2 separate regions of the Homo sapiens genome follow, and region 1 is linked to region 2. Evidence: chromatin loops called from intact Hi-C (ENCODE). Cell type or tissue: PC-3. All regions are shown on one strand. Links, peaks and the distances in the headings refer to the core of each region. The heading gives the core; the rest is flanking DNA. Region 1 overlaps CTNNA3 (catenin alpha 3). Region 2 overlaps CTNNA3 (catenin alpha 3).

The links. Peaks named below come from ENCODE experiments on the same cell type or tissue, not always from the same donor. Only the 100,000 strongest peaks of a DNase experiment are listed, where the experiment ranks them.
Region 1: a loop joins it to region 2, with 2.8 times the contacts of the local background. A loop is called at or near these places in 3 of 110 quality-filtered maps.

The regions. Positions count from the first base shown.
Region 1 is chr10:66,823,640-66,831,983 of GRCh38, reverse strand. The region is part of intron 7 of CTNNA3 (catenin alpha 3); the gene reads left to right. Among named protein-coding and RNA genes, the nearest start is that of LRRTM3, 98 kb to the left of the region's middle. In PC-3, for the core only: a CTCF peak has its summit at 2,198 (motif pointing right); DNase peaks (open chromatin) are centred at 2,833 and 4,423; H3K4me3 peaks cover 1,727 bases; H3K27ac peaks cover 3,125 bases.
Region 2 is chr10:66,743,474-66,751,817 of GRCh38, reverse strand. All of the region lies in intron 9 of CTNNA3 (catenin alpha 3), which reads left to right. Among named protein-coding and RNA genes, the nearest start is that of LRRTM3, 180 kb to the left of the region's middle. In PC-3, for the core only: a CTCF peak has its summit at 3,408 (motif pointing right); DNase peaks (open chromatin) are centred at 4,157 and 5,337; H3K27ac peaks cover 2,562 bases.

The DNA of each region.
Region 1 (8,344 bases), core at 198-8,197, 80 kb before region 2:
CTATTTGTTGATAAAGGATTTGCTCTATATTCCATACAATTGAATTCCTTGTCTTCTTTAATCTGCTTGCCTTATCCTCATTAGTTTTTGAAAGCTTGAACTATGTCTTAAATTGAATGAATTAATCAGAATATCTCATCCCTGAAGATATCAGATAAAAGAGAATTCATCATATTAAAGACATTGTGCTGGAAAAATAGTGGATTGTTTTCATGCTTCTCTCCCTTCTTCCCTCTTTCCCTTTCCTCTCTCCTCTGCTTTCCTGCATCTCATGCTCCTTCCCCTTTTTTTTGTTTCTTCTCTGCACAACTCTTTATTGAATTGCTACTGTGTGCTAGGTAGGCTGAGGATTTACTGTCTAGTAAAATATCCGCTGCTTTCATGGTGCTTATAGTCTAGGAGAGGAATCAAACCAGTAAACAATTGAAGTGCCAACTGGTAGAGAGACAGCTCAGTAATGAAAGCCAGAGAAAGCATCCCAGAAAAGATTTCAAACCTGAGAGGTAAGGGTGGATTAAAAGTTAGTGGAGTGAAAGCTTGGATTGGGCATAGGAAATGTTCTAGACAGAGAGCAAGCGTATGGTAAAGTCTTGAGATGGGAAAAAGCATAGCACAATTAAGAAATTTGAAAAGTCAGAACGAGTGAAGCCTGGCACACAAGGGAAGATGGGCCAGAAATGGGATTGAAGGATCACAAGCTTACAAAGGCCTTACTGCTTATGGATCCAAAGAGCATCAGAGAATCACTGGGGAGTTTAAAGAAATAAAATAACATGATCAGGTTTTCATTTTAAAAAGACCATTGTTTTTCCTGCAGATTAGAGACTTATTTGGAAGGACATAAGATTGATTATTGTAGTAGTCCAGGTGAAAGAGGATGATGGTGATGCATTGGATCAGGGGAGTATTGAAGAGGCTATTTCATGGGAGTAAAGCTTTGGAATCATTCTTTGTTTCATTTTCAGGTAACTGTCTTTAAAGCTGTCATTTAAAAACATATAAAACAAAAATTCTTTTTTTTCCCTTTTTTATGACTTTTTGAGGACATAAAGGTTGCTTAAAGAAGAAATTAGTAGGCCAGGCGCGGTGGCTCACGCCTGTAATCCCAGCACTTTGGGAGGCCGAGGCAGGCGGATCACGAGGTCAGGAGATAGAGACCATCCTGGCTAACACGGTGAAACCCTGTCTCTACTAAAAATACAAAAAATTAGCCGGGCGTGATGGCGGGCGCCTGTAGTCCCAGCTACTCGGGAGGCTGAGGCAGGAGAATGGCGGGAACCCAGGAGGCGGAGCTTGCGGTGAGCCGAGATCGCACCACTGCACTCCAGCCTGGGCAACAGAGCTAGACTCCGTCTCAAAAAGGAAAAACAAAAAAAAAAAGAGAAATTAGTAGTTGTGAGGGGTTGAGGTGTTTAGAATAGAATTCTCCATGCTGCATTGGTTTATGCTGAAGAAGGAGCACGAGTAGAAGCAGAGTGGGAGCTCTGAATTTAAACCCCAGTTTTGCTAGTAATGAGCTCTGGGACTACAGGTAAATAACTTAACCTCTGTCGGTACTTCTTTCAATTCTAATCTTCTAAGATTCTATGAGTGCTCCTGTAAGAAAACTCTAGGAAAGAAAAACCTTCAGGTATTTGTTTGCATTTTAAATATCTTAATACTGTTTTAATCCTTATTGGTACACATATTTAAATTCTAGATTCAACAAGTGAGAAGCTTTGCTAACAGTATCGTAAATCAGAAACTACAAAAGTATTAATCTGGTATTAGAAATCAGGCTGTTTTTCTATCTTGCATACCTGCTTATAGACATGAGAGATTTTGAGGTCTGTGAAATATAAGCCAGAGAAACTTAACCTTTGAGAATGGAAATCTTTAGTGGTGAGACATGAGGTTAACACATAGAGTGGTTTCCAAACTTGGGTCCACTAGTAGTGCCCATTTGGTCACATAAAAATCCCCTGTGGGAGGGCGCCTGTGGTCCCAGCTACTCTGGAGGCTGAGGCAGGAGAATGGCGTGAACCCGGGAGGCGGAGCTTGCAGGGAGCCGAGATCGCACCACTGCACTCCAGCCTGGGGGACAGAGCTAGACTCCGTCTCAACAACAACAACAACAACAACAACAACAAATCCCCTGGGGAGCTTGTTAAAAATACACCTCCCTGGCCTATCCTCATAGTTTCTGATCAGTAGGTGGTGGTGTAAGGCTAATAGGAATGGGTGCTGTAGTCTAAGGCAGTGTTTCCCAAAGTGTGGTTCATGAAATTGCACTAGTCCTTTTTTTTTTTTTTCCAAAATGTTAATTGAAAAAGTGTTTAGAGGTAAAATATATTTGAGAAACACTGTATAATATAATGTCTTTTTTTTTTTTGAGACAGAGTCTCACTCCATCACCCAGGCTGAAGTGCAGTGGTGTGACCTTGGCTCCCTGCAACCTCTGCCTCCCGGGTTTAAGCAATTCTTGTGCCTCAGCCTCCACAGTAGCTGGGATTACAGGTGTGTGCCACCATGGCCGGCTAATTTTTGTACTTTTAGTAAAGAGAGATGGGGTTTTGCCATGTTGGTCAGGCTGGTCTCACTCCTGACCTAAAGTGATCTGCCCACCTCAGCCTCCCAAAGTGCTGGCATTACAGGTATGAGCCACCGCACCCAGCCTATAATGTCTTTTATAGATTAATGTATTCGCATATTACAAATTCTAAGATATCCTACATGAAAGAAAGAGTTAAACTTTATTCCTGTGTTCCTCTGACTCATTTGGCCCTGAACCACTTTTACTGGAGTATCTATTAACAGCCCTTAGAACTTGCTTTCCATAAAGGGAGTTTACAAGGTGTTGTACCAGAGACATTTTTTCTAGCTATTGACATGGAGTGGCCCAAGGATATCCTTCCTTTATTGTTTAAGCAAAGACACACCTTTGTGGAATTACTGAGGGAACACAGATAAATACTTTGGATGCAAAATAGGCAGGTTTATTTTGTCAACAAGCTACCTGGCTGTCATGTGGGTTGTGTGTATTGCATTACATGCCTCTTCACATTTACTCTACGTGAATGGCACCTCCATACAGCTGTGCAGTCATAGTATGCAATCTGGCAAGCCCTCTGTGGCTGCTCTGTCTGACCTGTATGGGGGCTGACCCTGTAACTCTGGTTTCACTAGAATCAGAAATCAATCTTGTGAATTATCTTGGGCAGACTATGACTCTCCAAGTGGTAGGTCCCTAATAATTTGTCTGGAATAGTGCAGTAAAAAATAGTTGGGTTTTAATAAAATGATGAAGCTGTTTCCATAAGCAATACACTAACACTTAAGCGTTTTAAAATAAGTGTATCTTTATTTGCTGTCCTCAGAAGAAGCTGATATTCATCATTAGATATACCATTGGCCAAAATGTGGTTCCTTCATCATTTACCAACAATTTCTTAATAACCACGTGGCAAGCAACATACTGGGCACTGGGGAAGCAAAGGAAAAAAGAATGGTTTCTGCTTTTCAAGTAGAACAGTTTAAGGGAAATTGCCACGTACACAGATGGTTATAATACATTGTGGTAATAGTTACCATGGAGGTAAGTGCAAGGGGCAATTGGAGCATAAAGAATAAAGTACTTAAGTTGGCCTAGGGGAATTAGGAAAGATTTCACAGAAAAAACTAGTTTGGTTTAGTCTGGCTTCTGATTTTTCTTCTGAAACCCTATGCTGAGTCTGCTATTCAGTTACCAGGAGATAGTCTAGATTTTGCTGCCTTGCATATGCTCACGTGCTTTTCCAAAATAAATTGTGTTTATGTAATAATTTTTACCTTTTCTCCTCACTCATCATTTCCATCTTGATATTCCTTTGAATTATACCCCTCACAATAGTGTTAGTTTCAGCTGAGTGTTCACATTTCTGGTACAAGCTAATAGAATTTTTCATTTGCTTTTGCTTTGCAGATGTTGAACACATGGCTCTTAAGCATGGCATTATTCTTATAAGGATGACAGGCTTCAAACATTTTGATTAGTACCTCAATTTTACCCACTTCTCCATTTTGAAGTCAGCCTGTGTTTTATATCATCTCGGTTTCATCTCTTACAAAGCTCTAGTATTCAGAAAGGCAATTTCTTTCTCCACTTTTATGTCTACCAAGTTACTGTGAGACTTTTAGAAAGGTTTTATAGCTTTTACTTTCAGAAATGGAATACTTTACTTAATTTTTCAAAGAGCTCAAAGACATACACCTGTATTGGGAATAAATACACATTGCCTGTTTGCAATATCTTGCATCCATGTAGCATTTTGTAGTTTGTATTTTACCTGCATCATTTTTATGTAACTCTCACAATGCCATTTGAAATATGAGGAAACTGGATCTTAGTGAGGTTTAGTGAGTTATTCCAGATAATATAACTAGTCATGGTTGAGTCAGTGACAGAACCATGACTCAAACAGACTCTGGTTTCCAATTACGAGACTTTTTCCACTATATTGCATAGCAGGACAATATTACTATGTGCTGGGTATAAAGGGAAGCTGAATATGAAGAAGTAGAGTGTTTGGTAAGGCAAAATCAGAAATTGAAAGTATCATTGTTAATGATTTGAGTGGAAGAGATTGTGCAGGGCATGAGAGAAAGCAAGCAAATTAATAAACATGTCTAATATGGGAGGTAAGTATGGTAAAGGAGGGCAAGAAGGTGGAGCTGATTTGGTGTTTGATGAAGCAGCATCATAGCCAGCAGGACAAGTTAAAACAAAAGGAGTAAAAATTGCAAAAGAACACAAGTCAGCAGTGGAGGAAAAGAAAGGGGGCTTCTGAATGCGGGATGGACGTGGATAGAAAGCTGGCCAAGGAGACTGAGACTAGTAGATAGCCTGCAGCTGGAGCCTGTGCCACCTTCATTCTGAGGTTGTGGTCTCTTATGCACCAGTTCTCCATAGCCAAGGTTGATGCTGCAGGTGCTGGTCAAGGAGAAATGTTCAGTAAAGATATAGTCAATTTTTGGAAAATCATAAGTAACTTGGTACAGTACAGCCACACAAGTCATGTCACTGTCTCCAGATGAAAGAGCCAGGCTGGAGGCTGGGAGTGGGACAGTAATTGGAAAGTGGTTGAAGGGTTTAGGTTAAGTTTATTTAGGTTTCTGTGAAAAGCCAGATAAAATGACTACTCCATGACATATAATTGGCATTATACCGTAAGCAGTGATCTAATGTGTTCATTTTCTAAAACTGCAATCACTTTGAAGTTACCAGGATACAATCACAGTGAGAGACAGTTTTTCAGTTTTTAGTAGATTAATGAGCTAAAATATATATCTCAAACTACTTAAAATCAGAGAATACTCATACTATTTCTCAAGTACTCATGTAATAGTTCAAACATTAAATTTGTTTGGAGCTTACTTTTGGCTTAAACCTCAGAAAATAACACAAATCTCTATTATCTTACAGTAATTATAATAAATAAATGTGTAAATAAATAATAAATTAGAAAACAAACATTCTAGGCTGGGCAACATGGCAAACCCCCATCCCTATTAAAATACACAAATTAGCCAGACGTGATGGTGTGAGCCTGTAGTCCCAGCTACTCAGGAGGCTGAAGTGAAAGGATCACTTGAGCTTGGGAGGTTGAGGCTGCAGTGAACTGTGATCCTACCACTGCACTCTAGCCTGGGCGACAGGGCAAGACCATGTCGTAAACAAATAAAAAAACACAAACAAACCAAACATTCAATTACATAGACATGTTTAGCAGGTTTATTGCTCTACCATTGACACAGGGTAAATTGCACATACTAAATGGGTACAATTTTCGTAAGATTGACATATGTCTATCAAAAAGAACTGACAACACCATCAAGAAACATACTGAACACCCCTAAATTTTCCTAGTGCCCTTTTGTAACCCCTTCCTTTTGAAGGAGCAAATGAAAGTTCCTTTCACTCCTCCCCTAAAAATCCATTCTAAATGACACTTGGATAAGAAGGAATTAGGTTGACCACTATAAGCAATTTTATATATACATGTTGAACTAAAAAAGTAGACAGTAGGAATTCAGAGAAGGAAGATTTCAGGAGAATACAGGAGTGTTTTGAAACAATTCTTAGGGCCTGGGGAGCTTGAATTCAATCTGGAACAGGCAGAATGATTTGGGAGAGCATTTTGGCTTTGGGGTAAGGGATGACAAAGCGAAGCCAGAAATGAGGGCTCCACAATCCTGGGACAGTGAGATGACTTCTTTGACCCGAACAGAGGCAGTGTTCTGATGACCTGTAGAAAAAAAAGTTTGGCTAGCTTGTGGAAGATCTTAAATGAGGCTGAGTGTAGGTTTAAGATAAAAAGGAACAATTGAAGACTTTTGTTTTTAACTACGGAAAGTGATTTAATTCATTCATTTATTCATTCATTCAAAAGGCTAGGTGCGGTGGTTCATGCCTATAGTCTCAGCACTTTGGGAGGCTGAGGCGGGTAGATCACTTGAGGTCAGGAGTTCGAGACCAGCCTGGCCAACATAAAGCAAAACTCCATCTCTACTAAAAATACCAAAATTAGCCGGGTGTGGTGGCGCACAGCTATAATCCCAGCTACTTGGGAGGCTGAGGCAGGAGAATTGCTTGAACCCGGAAGGAGGAGGTTGCAGTGAGCTGAGATTGCACCACCACACTCCAGCCTGGGCGACAGAGCACGACTCCATCTCAAAAAAAAAATATATATATATATGTATATATACATTTTTATTTATATAATATATATTGTCATTTATATAAATATATATATCTTAAAATATATATGTATTTTTAAAAAATATATGCTATTTTACACTATATGTCAAGCATTGTTCTAAGTGCTTATGAATGTGCTTTTAATATGTGGCCATTTGTAAGGGCACACTCTGGCCTGTGTGTGAGTGTGTGTGTAATTTGTTTTTCTAAATAATTTTTTTTTTTTGAAAATTTAGATTTACAGAAAAGTTGCAGGAATCTTACAAAGAGTTCTTGTATACATTTCACCCAGTTTCCCCTATTGTTAACATCTGATATAACTATGGTAAATTTGTCAAAATTAAGAAACTGGCATTAGCACATTAATGTTAACCAAACTCCACACTTCATTTGGATTTTCTTAGTCTTTACCTAATGCCCCTTTTCTGTCCCAGGATCCCGTTATGGGATTTAGTCACCACGTCTCCTTAGGTTCTTTAGACGGCGATGACTTCTCAGGCTGTCCTTGTTTTTGATGACCTTGATGGTTTTGAAGAGTACTGGTTAGGTATTTTATAGAACGTCTTTCAATTTGGGTTTGTCTGATGTTTCCCACATACTGTCTGCTTTTGAAGAAACAAATGGAAGTTCCATCCACAATTTAAAAGAAAAGGTCATTTTATTAATTTTATGCTTGGATTATATAGATCTTTAATCTTTTCTGAACAGTAAGCCTCATATTCCCCTCAAATCATGTTCAAGGTACCTATTTCCTTACCTATTCATTTTGGGTATCATACTTAACCATTTCAGCCTACCAGGGTTTCCTGTAAAGAAGTGCTTTCTTTTAAATGAGTAGAGATTTGAATGACCAATTCCAGGAAATCCTTCTGAGATAGCCATCATTCAGTCACCTGTGTACTTATTGCTTCAATAACAGAGGCTAAAATGCTTAGCTGTATCCTAGTCCGTGACTTGAATCAGCACATGGCTTTGCTTGAATGTTTTATAAGTTTCTAGCTGCTATATCACAGATTAGTGCACTGGAATGACAAAGTACAGTCTTAGCCGACACAGGCCACTGTGCCATTTTCTTATATACTCTCAAACCCTCTCATGAATTGAAACACCTAAAGTTGAGCAAAGACATGCTGAATAGAACCCCATACATAGTTTCTTTAACATGACATTTCTTAACCATTAAGAAATGGACTCTGGCCCACTCTCTAGGAAAAAAAAAAAAGAGTATGGCATATTTATAGGGTTCTTCTTTCTTTGAGACAAATGAAAGAACATTCACATTTTTTCCTTTCTTTTCCCTTTCTATCTGTTACATAAATTTGAATTCAATCTGAGCTTTAAGACCCTTGGAGGGAATATGGTAACTCTCCAATATTTTACCCGTGGATGGTGTATGCTTAGGTTTGATTCTGGCCCCTCTGGTTATTAGCAGTGTGTCATTGAGTCTGTCAGTTAGCCTGTCCTAAGCCTTGCTATTTTGATCCATAAATTTAGGTAATAATATCTACTTCCTAAATTCAATTTGAGAATCAATTGGGATAAAGCATATAAAGTGTCCAGCGCAGTGTCTAGCACAAAACTCACTCAATAAACATTAACTATTGTTATTATTGTTATTTTTAATACTTA
Region 2 (8,344 bases), core at 259-8,258:
TTTTTCTTTTTTGTGTGTAGTACACTTAAAAGAAATTTTAGGAAAGTTGCCCATTAAATTAACTGATTTGATGTATAAACTAATTTAAGTAAGAAATGTGATGCTGCTTTTAAAATCAAAACTTGTTAGAACCTTGGAAGGCAGTATAGTCTAATGTAGTAGGAAAGAGCATAGAGTGAAACAAATACTGATTTCAATACCATGTGAATCTGAGCAACTTAGCCCATCATTCTCTCATTAGGAAGATGAAGACAATGTCTATGGACAGCACACCTATTCATTTATTGGGACAATCCAATGAGGTAGTACAAATAATATTACAATAAATATAAACCTAAAAAGTCCTAGGTTGGGAAAAAGAAATAAAACTGTCTTCGTTTGTAGATGACATGATTGTCTATGTCAAAAATCCAAAGCATTGACTAAAAAACTCTTTCTGGAACTAATAAATGATTGTAGAAAGGTTGCAGAATATATGATTAATATACAAAAGTCAATTGCTTTCCTATATACTAGCAACAAACAAGTGGACAAGTGGAAATTTTTTTTTTCAAGATAGTCTCACTCTGTCACCCAGGTTGCAGTGCAGTGGCACAATCTAGGCTCACTGCAACCTCTGCCTCCCGGGTTCAAGCGATTCTTCTGCCTCAGCCTTCTGAGTAGGTGGGATTACAGGCATGCACCACCATGCCTGGCTAATTTTTGTATTTTTAGCAGAGACGGGGTTTCACCATATTGGCCAGGCTGGTCTTGAACTCCTGACCTTGTGATCCGCCCGCCTTGGCCTCCCAAAGTGCTGGGATTATAGACATGAGCCACCACGCCCAGCCTGGAATTTTAAATTAAAAACATATTATCATTTACACCTTAACACCCTCAAAAATGAAATACTTAGGTATAAATTTAAATTGAGGAAAACTACAAACCTCTGATGAAAGATATTTTAAAAGTCTAAATAAATGGAGATACTCCATATTTGTGGACAGGAAAACTCAGTATTGTCAAACATGTCACTTCTTCACAACTTTATAGATTCAATGCAATCTCAATACAAATCCTAGCAAGTTATTTTGTGGACATTGACAAATTACTTCTAAAGTTTATATAAACAGGTAAAAGACACAGAATAGCCAACTCAATATTGAAAGAGAAGTACAACATTGGAGGACTGACATTACCTGCCTTCAGGCCTTATTGTAAAGCTGTAATGATTGAACCAGTATGGTATTTGAACAAAAAAGGTAAATAGATAAATAGTATAGAATAGAGAGCATAGAAATAGACCCACATAAAGACAGTCAACCAACATTTGACAAAGGAGCAAAAGCATTACAATGGAGAAAAGATAGTTTTTCAGAAATGATGCTGAAACAACTGGACATCCAAATGTGGAAAAATGAATCTTTACACATCCCCAGCACCCTGCTCAAAAATTAACTCAAAATGGGTCATAGACTTAAATGTAAACTGCAAAACCATAACACTTTTAGAAGATAACATAGGAGAAAATCTAGATGATTTTGAGAATGGCAACAACTTTTTAGATACAACATCAAAGTCATGATCAATGAAGGAAACAATTGATATGCTGGATTTCATTAAAATAAAAACAATCTGTTCTGCAAAAGATAATATGAAGAGAATAAGAAAACAAAGCCACACACATGAATAATATATTTGAAATACATAGATTCCATAAAAGACTATTATCATCCAAAATGTACAAAGTACTCTTAAAACTCAACAATAAGAAAACAACCAAACTGAAAAATGAACTGAAGGCCTAAACAAATCTCTAACCAAAGAAGATATACGTATGTCCAATAAGCATATGAAAAGATGTTCAACATCATATATCATTGGGGAATTGCCAACTAAAACAACAAGATACTATTACACATCTAATAAAATGGCCAAAATCCAAGATACTGGCAATACCAAGTGTTGGTGAGGATGCCGAGCAAGAAGCATTGTCATTCATTGCTGGTGGGAATGCAATTGCTGGTGGTACAGCCACTTTGGAAGACAGTTTGGCAGTTTCTTACAAAACTAAACATACTGTTACCATAAGACCCAGCAATCACACTCCTTGATATTTACCCAAGGGATTTGAAAACTTATGTCCACACTAGAACCTCCACATGGATGTTCATAGAAGCTTTATTCATAATTGCCAAAACATGAAAGCAATCAAGATGTCCTTCAGTAGGTGAATGAATAAATAAACCGGGGTATATCCAGACAATGGGAATATTACTCAACACAAAAAAATGAGCTACCAAGCCATGAAAAGACATGGAAGAAACTGAAATGCATAGTTACTAAGTGAAAAAAGCCAATCTGAAAGGATACATCCTATCTGATTCCACAATATGACATTTGGAAAAGACAAAGCTATGTGGACAGTAAAAGATTAGTGGTTGCCAGGGGATAGTGAAGAGGGAGAGGTGAGGAGGTAGAGCACAGAAGATTTTTAGGGCAGTGAAACTGTTTTGTAGGATACTGCAACGGTGGATACATGTTATTATTGTCAATCCGCATGCAATGTACAACACCAGGAGAATATCTTTCTTTCTTTCTTTCCTTTTCTTTTTTTTTTTTTTTTTTTTTTTTTTGAGTTGGAGTTTCCCTGTGTTGCCCAGGCTGGAGTGCAGCGGCACAATCTTGGCTCACTGCAACCTCTGCCTCCCGGGTTCAAGTGATTCTCCTGTCTCAGCCTCCCAAGTAGCTGGGACTACAGGTGACAGCTGGGACTACATGGTGACTACCTGCCAACATGGCTGGCTAATTTTGTATTTTTTTTTTTTTGGAAGAGATGGGGTTTCACTATGTTGGCCAGGTAGTCTTGAACTCCTGATCTCAGGTGATCCGCCCGCCTTGGCCTCCCAAAGTGCTGGGATTACAGGTGTGAGCCACCGTGCCCAACCTAGGAGAAAATCTTTATGTAAACTATGGACTTTGGGTGATAATGAAGTGTCAGTGTTCATCGATTGTAACAAATGCACCGCTGTGGTGCAGGATATAGACAGAGGGGTATATTGTCTGTGTGTGAGGACAGGGGTGTATGGGAACTCTCTGTACTTTCTGCTTAATTTTTGAGCACCTAAAATTGCTCTAAAAATAAACTGAATTAATTAATTATTTTATTAATTGTTAATTGGTTTATTCATTTAACAAATCTCAGGTAAAATGAACATCTGGTGGGATAAAAGAAATGCTGAGACAATGTCCCATTTAAAAATGTCTTTTATTCATGAAAATTTTAATTTATCTCTGATCAACAGTTAAATAATATGATTTAAGCATTTTTGTTTAAACATAGAAACTCCAGGATATTAATTATATAGGAGCTGCAGTACATCTGTCAGCTATAAAATATACCTAGGAAAGCAGCCACAAGAGGACAGTCACACTCAAATTAGCAGATTTATCTGATTTCAAAAATGGAACAATTTTTAACTACATTGGCAAGGAGCAGAACAGAAACATGAAAGCAGTAGTATAATTTTTAAAAAAGGTAACCTTGAAGTCAGTGAAAATGTCTGCGGAATTGCTTTTTCAACACAGAGACACACAAATGGATCTCACATTTTTGTTTTCAGAACTTTGAAGGTTATTAATCTCCAGATTCGAACGTTTTTTGTAATCAAACTTTTTCAATTTCCAAAGCCCCTTTGCAGTTAGATTCCCTCGTATAGGTTTGGCATGAGATGGTGCTGATACCTTTGATGCCAGAGTCGATGAGCTCTGTGGTAAGGACTGACAGCAGGAAGCACAGACACCAGCTTTCTTTAAGAAATGGACTGTCACTGTCAATTCTGCTGTGTAGAGAAGTCTGGACTCTTGTCAGTATGAATCTCCCATTTGACCTATGAGTTGGTGCCAGTGGAGAAAAAAATCCCCTCACTGTGGACGTAATTGTATTATTTTTATGATTGTTATAAACCTTTTTTAGAAAGCAAGAGGAAGATAAATGAGGAAAAGCATAGGGATCACCCAGGATTTATCTATTTCTTTGCTTGTTTCTAGGATACCTTCCTTCCTAAGAACTGGAGCAGAACAGCCCACACCAGAGTAGTTATTCATCACAGGCCCAGGTGACTCTGCTTTTGGAGTCCTGTTTTCTAAATCCCCCAGTATATGAAAACCACATTCCCATGACCAACCCACATGTAATTTCTGGAATTTGTGGTCAGTCTTAGACATTTTCTGCGGGGAGCTAAGAAAGATTAGATCTGAGTTATGACTGGAAGGTAGCTAAGTGACGTGCATAGGTCAGTTTTCCATAATTCAATTTATGTTCAGAAAATTCACAGCTATAAAGCTACCTGCTGCATTAAAACAGGATTGTAGTGATGCAGTGAGAGTGTGACCTGCAGGCAGTTTTACCGGAGCTAGACAGGTCTCAAGATTTCCATGGTTGTGATCATTATTTAAAGGCAGACTTCCTACTCACAAGTGTGGCTGCTATTAACCATTTAGTCTTGAAGAATTTCAAATTTATTTATTATTTTCCTAAGAGTAGGAAGGAGTTATTTTGACCTTGTTAACAGACTGAGTGCCTTTTCTATCCAAGATATGAACACACAGTAAAAAATTAAAAAGCATTAAGGCCCGAGACAATATATACTTTCTAAGCTTGTAAGCAACATTTAAGTGAAATAAAGTCAAAACATTTGAATTAGGTTCTATTCCTGGCTCTGTCACTTGACTTTGGCTATTATGCCTTTGTATAAAATACATTTCACCAGCATTTTATTTCTGTTATGCTTTTAATCTCCATTATATTGATGAAAAGACTTTTTTTTTTCTCTTGGAAAACATCTTGACATTACTGACTAAAAATCTATAAAGTATGCCATGAATAATCCCTACTAATTACTAATCGCAGTTCCATGACACTGCATTCCTTTGTGCACATGTGTGTGCACGCACACACACACACACACACACACACTGCATCCATTTTTGGCAACATAGAAAAGGAATATTTTTAAAGTTGTGAGTGCAGACATTTTAGGATTGACTCTTATTGGGAGAAAAATAGTTGTGCAAAATTTGATACTTATGGGGAGTCAAGGGACTCTCACCTTCATCTCTCTCTCTCTCTACCACAATTTTTGTGTAGAGAGACATAGAAGGTATCCACTTATAGTTACCTATTGTAGTGAGTGAACCTCTTTGTGATTCCATTTCCTCAAATGCAGAATGGGGACAATACCACTTTACAGAGTAGTTGTGAAGATAAAATGACATAGCTAATGTGTGAGGACTTAGAAAAGGAAAAAAAATGCTATGCAAATAATACTTGTAGTAATATTAATAGCTATCCTGTGTAAATGCTTTTGCATGCCAGACTATGTTACAGGCTTTATCTCAGTTAGATATTATTTGCCAAATTTTATAGAATGTTAAGAATGGTGAATCAGCTTTTTGACATCACACTGTTAGAAGATAGTAGAGCTAGAATTTGTACCTAGGTCTAAACTAGGTCTAAATGGATTCAAAGTCCATAATCTTTTGTTTTCTATTATACCTTTCATAAAATATTTGTCTTTGTCTTCACTAATAATTTTTACCTTGAAATTTGTTTTCCTAATATTATCTAGTATTATTTGTTAGCATTTGCTCCCAATGGCAAAACCAACTTTGTTACGTCTGATTGGACCGAAGACAGCCAGAGAGATGGAAAAGCTTAACAGACCTTCTAGTTTGCATTTCTTTTTCATTTGGCAAACAAGAAAATTAAGGAACATGCCGATGGCATATAGTTAGTTGGTGGAAGGTTAACTGACTACCAGATATCTCAATTGTAAATACCATTAATATGACTTATTATCTAATGCCTTATCATGGATAATATTGTGTGTCTTTTCTTCCCAGCTATGTTATCAGCACTTAAAATAATGGCTGTCTGTGGGCCGGGCGCTGTGGCTCACGCCTGTAATCCCAGCACTTTGGGAGGCCAAGGCAGGCGGATCACGAGGTCAGGAGATCGAGACCATCCTGGCTAACACAGTGAAACTCCATCTCTACTAAAAATACAAAAAAAAAAAAAAAAATAGCGAGGTGTGGTGATGTGCGCCTGTAGTCCCAGCTACTCAGGAGGCTGAGGCAGGAGAATGGTGTAAACCCAGGAGGTGGAGCTTGCAGTGAGCCGAGATCACACCACTGCACTCCAGCCTGGGCGACACAGTGAGACTCTGTCTCAAAAAAAAAAAAAAAAAAAAGGCTGTCTGCATTATATACCATTAGATCCTCCATGTATGGGACATATAGTAGCCATTCTACAATTAATTAAATGATTTAATAAATGCAGACACTTATGGAGCACATCCTTTGTCAGCAGGCCTGGCTTTTAAGGGATGGTGAGCAGAAACTTTAGTCCTTTAGATATTCTGCACACCTTGACAATGTATTTTTAAATGGTAGAGTTAATACCAGCAGATAAGCTTGTTCTTTGGTGTGATTTTTACCAAGTTTACTGTTTGACCTTGGCCAATCACAGAATAACTAAATATGAGGTAATCTGGACTTTTTACATCAAGTTTTAAAATATTTAGAACCTATGTGGTTACTTCTGCATATGCCAAACTTGAACAGGCATTACACTTGAAGCTAACAAATAAGATGTTAACATGATGCAGTGTAAAGAGAGCTCCAGACCTTGTTTGACTGAAAACTAAGAATGTGATGACAGCATGGTGGATGAGAGCTGAGAAGCGCTGGGGGTGGAGCTGGCTGTGAACAGGTGACTGAGTTTGTGCCAATCCATATAAAATAATGAACCCACGGTCTTGAATTGTGACTCTTAGCTTTTAAAGAGCTTTTGTGTTAGTGTAGTTAAAACAATTTAGCACCTTGAAATCAAGTAAGATATTTCAAAGGTCATTAAACAATCATTTTTGGGTGCTGACTTCTGAAATATTTTATTACAATTTATTCCTCAACATAAAAACCCTAGAACTCCTAAAGATATAGTGATTATACCTCAGATTCAGGAGTTTCATTTATTCATACACAAAAGAGGCTTAATTACACTGATTATTTTTCTCTATGCCATTTGGTAAGCATTTTATTTTAGGGGTATGGATTAGACAATAATCCTTATAAAACAGTATTTGAGATTTTAAACTAAGCAAATTAGCCAATTATATAATAACATTATCCTGAAATAAAGTCAAATATTTAAAATATAAATGCAAGGCAAACAACTTTTCTCTACTAACCTCTAAGAAGCCAGTGATCATTAGATACTGTCTAGAAATAGGTGATATGGAGCACTGGAAATAGAGTTGTCCTGAATCACAAGACAGGACAACCCCAATGTCCTAACCCCAATGCTCTCATTAACTAGTTGAGTGATCTTGACAAAATGTTAACCTTTTCATTAAAAATATGGAAGTTGATGATCTATAAGGTGCTTCTAACACTAAAACAAAAACAAAACTTAATTCTTTGATCCAAATTAGAATGTCATGTGCAAAAGACATAGAGTCCTTAATTATTTGAAGAAACAGTATTTTTGGCCAATTCAAAGGAATAAAAACTATACTAAGAAGAGCTAAATAGACAAGCAAACCTTAACAAATTGATCATATCAGTTCTTGGTGCATGAAGATTATTTGTAAAACCTAAAAAGTGATCCAAAGTTTCCTTTTTCAGCATGGATTCGGATCATTTTAGAAGCTCATAGGTCTGAGAGCGTGCATTTGCTCTGTCATAGTAGTCAGTTTCTTGCAGACTAAAGCCCTGCCACCTGCAGTTTACATTCATTCTTCCCTCTTTCTGCTTTTCCTCCTCTTCCTCCTTCTTTCCTTTTTTTTTTTTTTTTTTTTTTTTTGAGATGGAATCTCACTGTGTCACCAGGCTGGAGTGCAGTGGCACTATCTCAGCTCACTGCAACCTCTGATTCCCTGGTTCAAGTGATTCTCCTGCCTCAGCCTCCCAAGTAGCTGGGACCACAGGCACACGCCACTGTGCCCAGCTAATTTTTGTATTTTTGGCAGAGACGGGATTTCACCATGTTGACCAGGATGGTCTCCATCTCTTGACCTAGTGATCCACCCGCCTTGGCCTTCCAAAGTGCTGGGATTACAGTCATGAGCCACCACACCCGACCTCCTCCTCCTTCTTTCTATGGATCTCATTTCTACTCTTTCTGAATGCATTCTTCCTATACAGTTTTCCCCTTTATGAATAACTAGAAGTACCTCACACCAGACATGTTACAATCCAATTAGGTGGATTATAGTTTTCCTTAAAGCAGAAATAGGCAAGTCAGGTCTGTTCAAGAATATACTCTAGTATCTCCCCAAAATGGGTTTAGAGTATCTCAGATAAA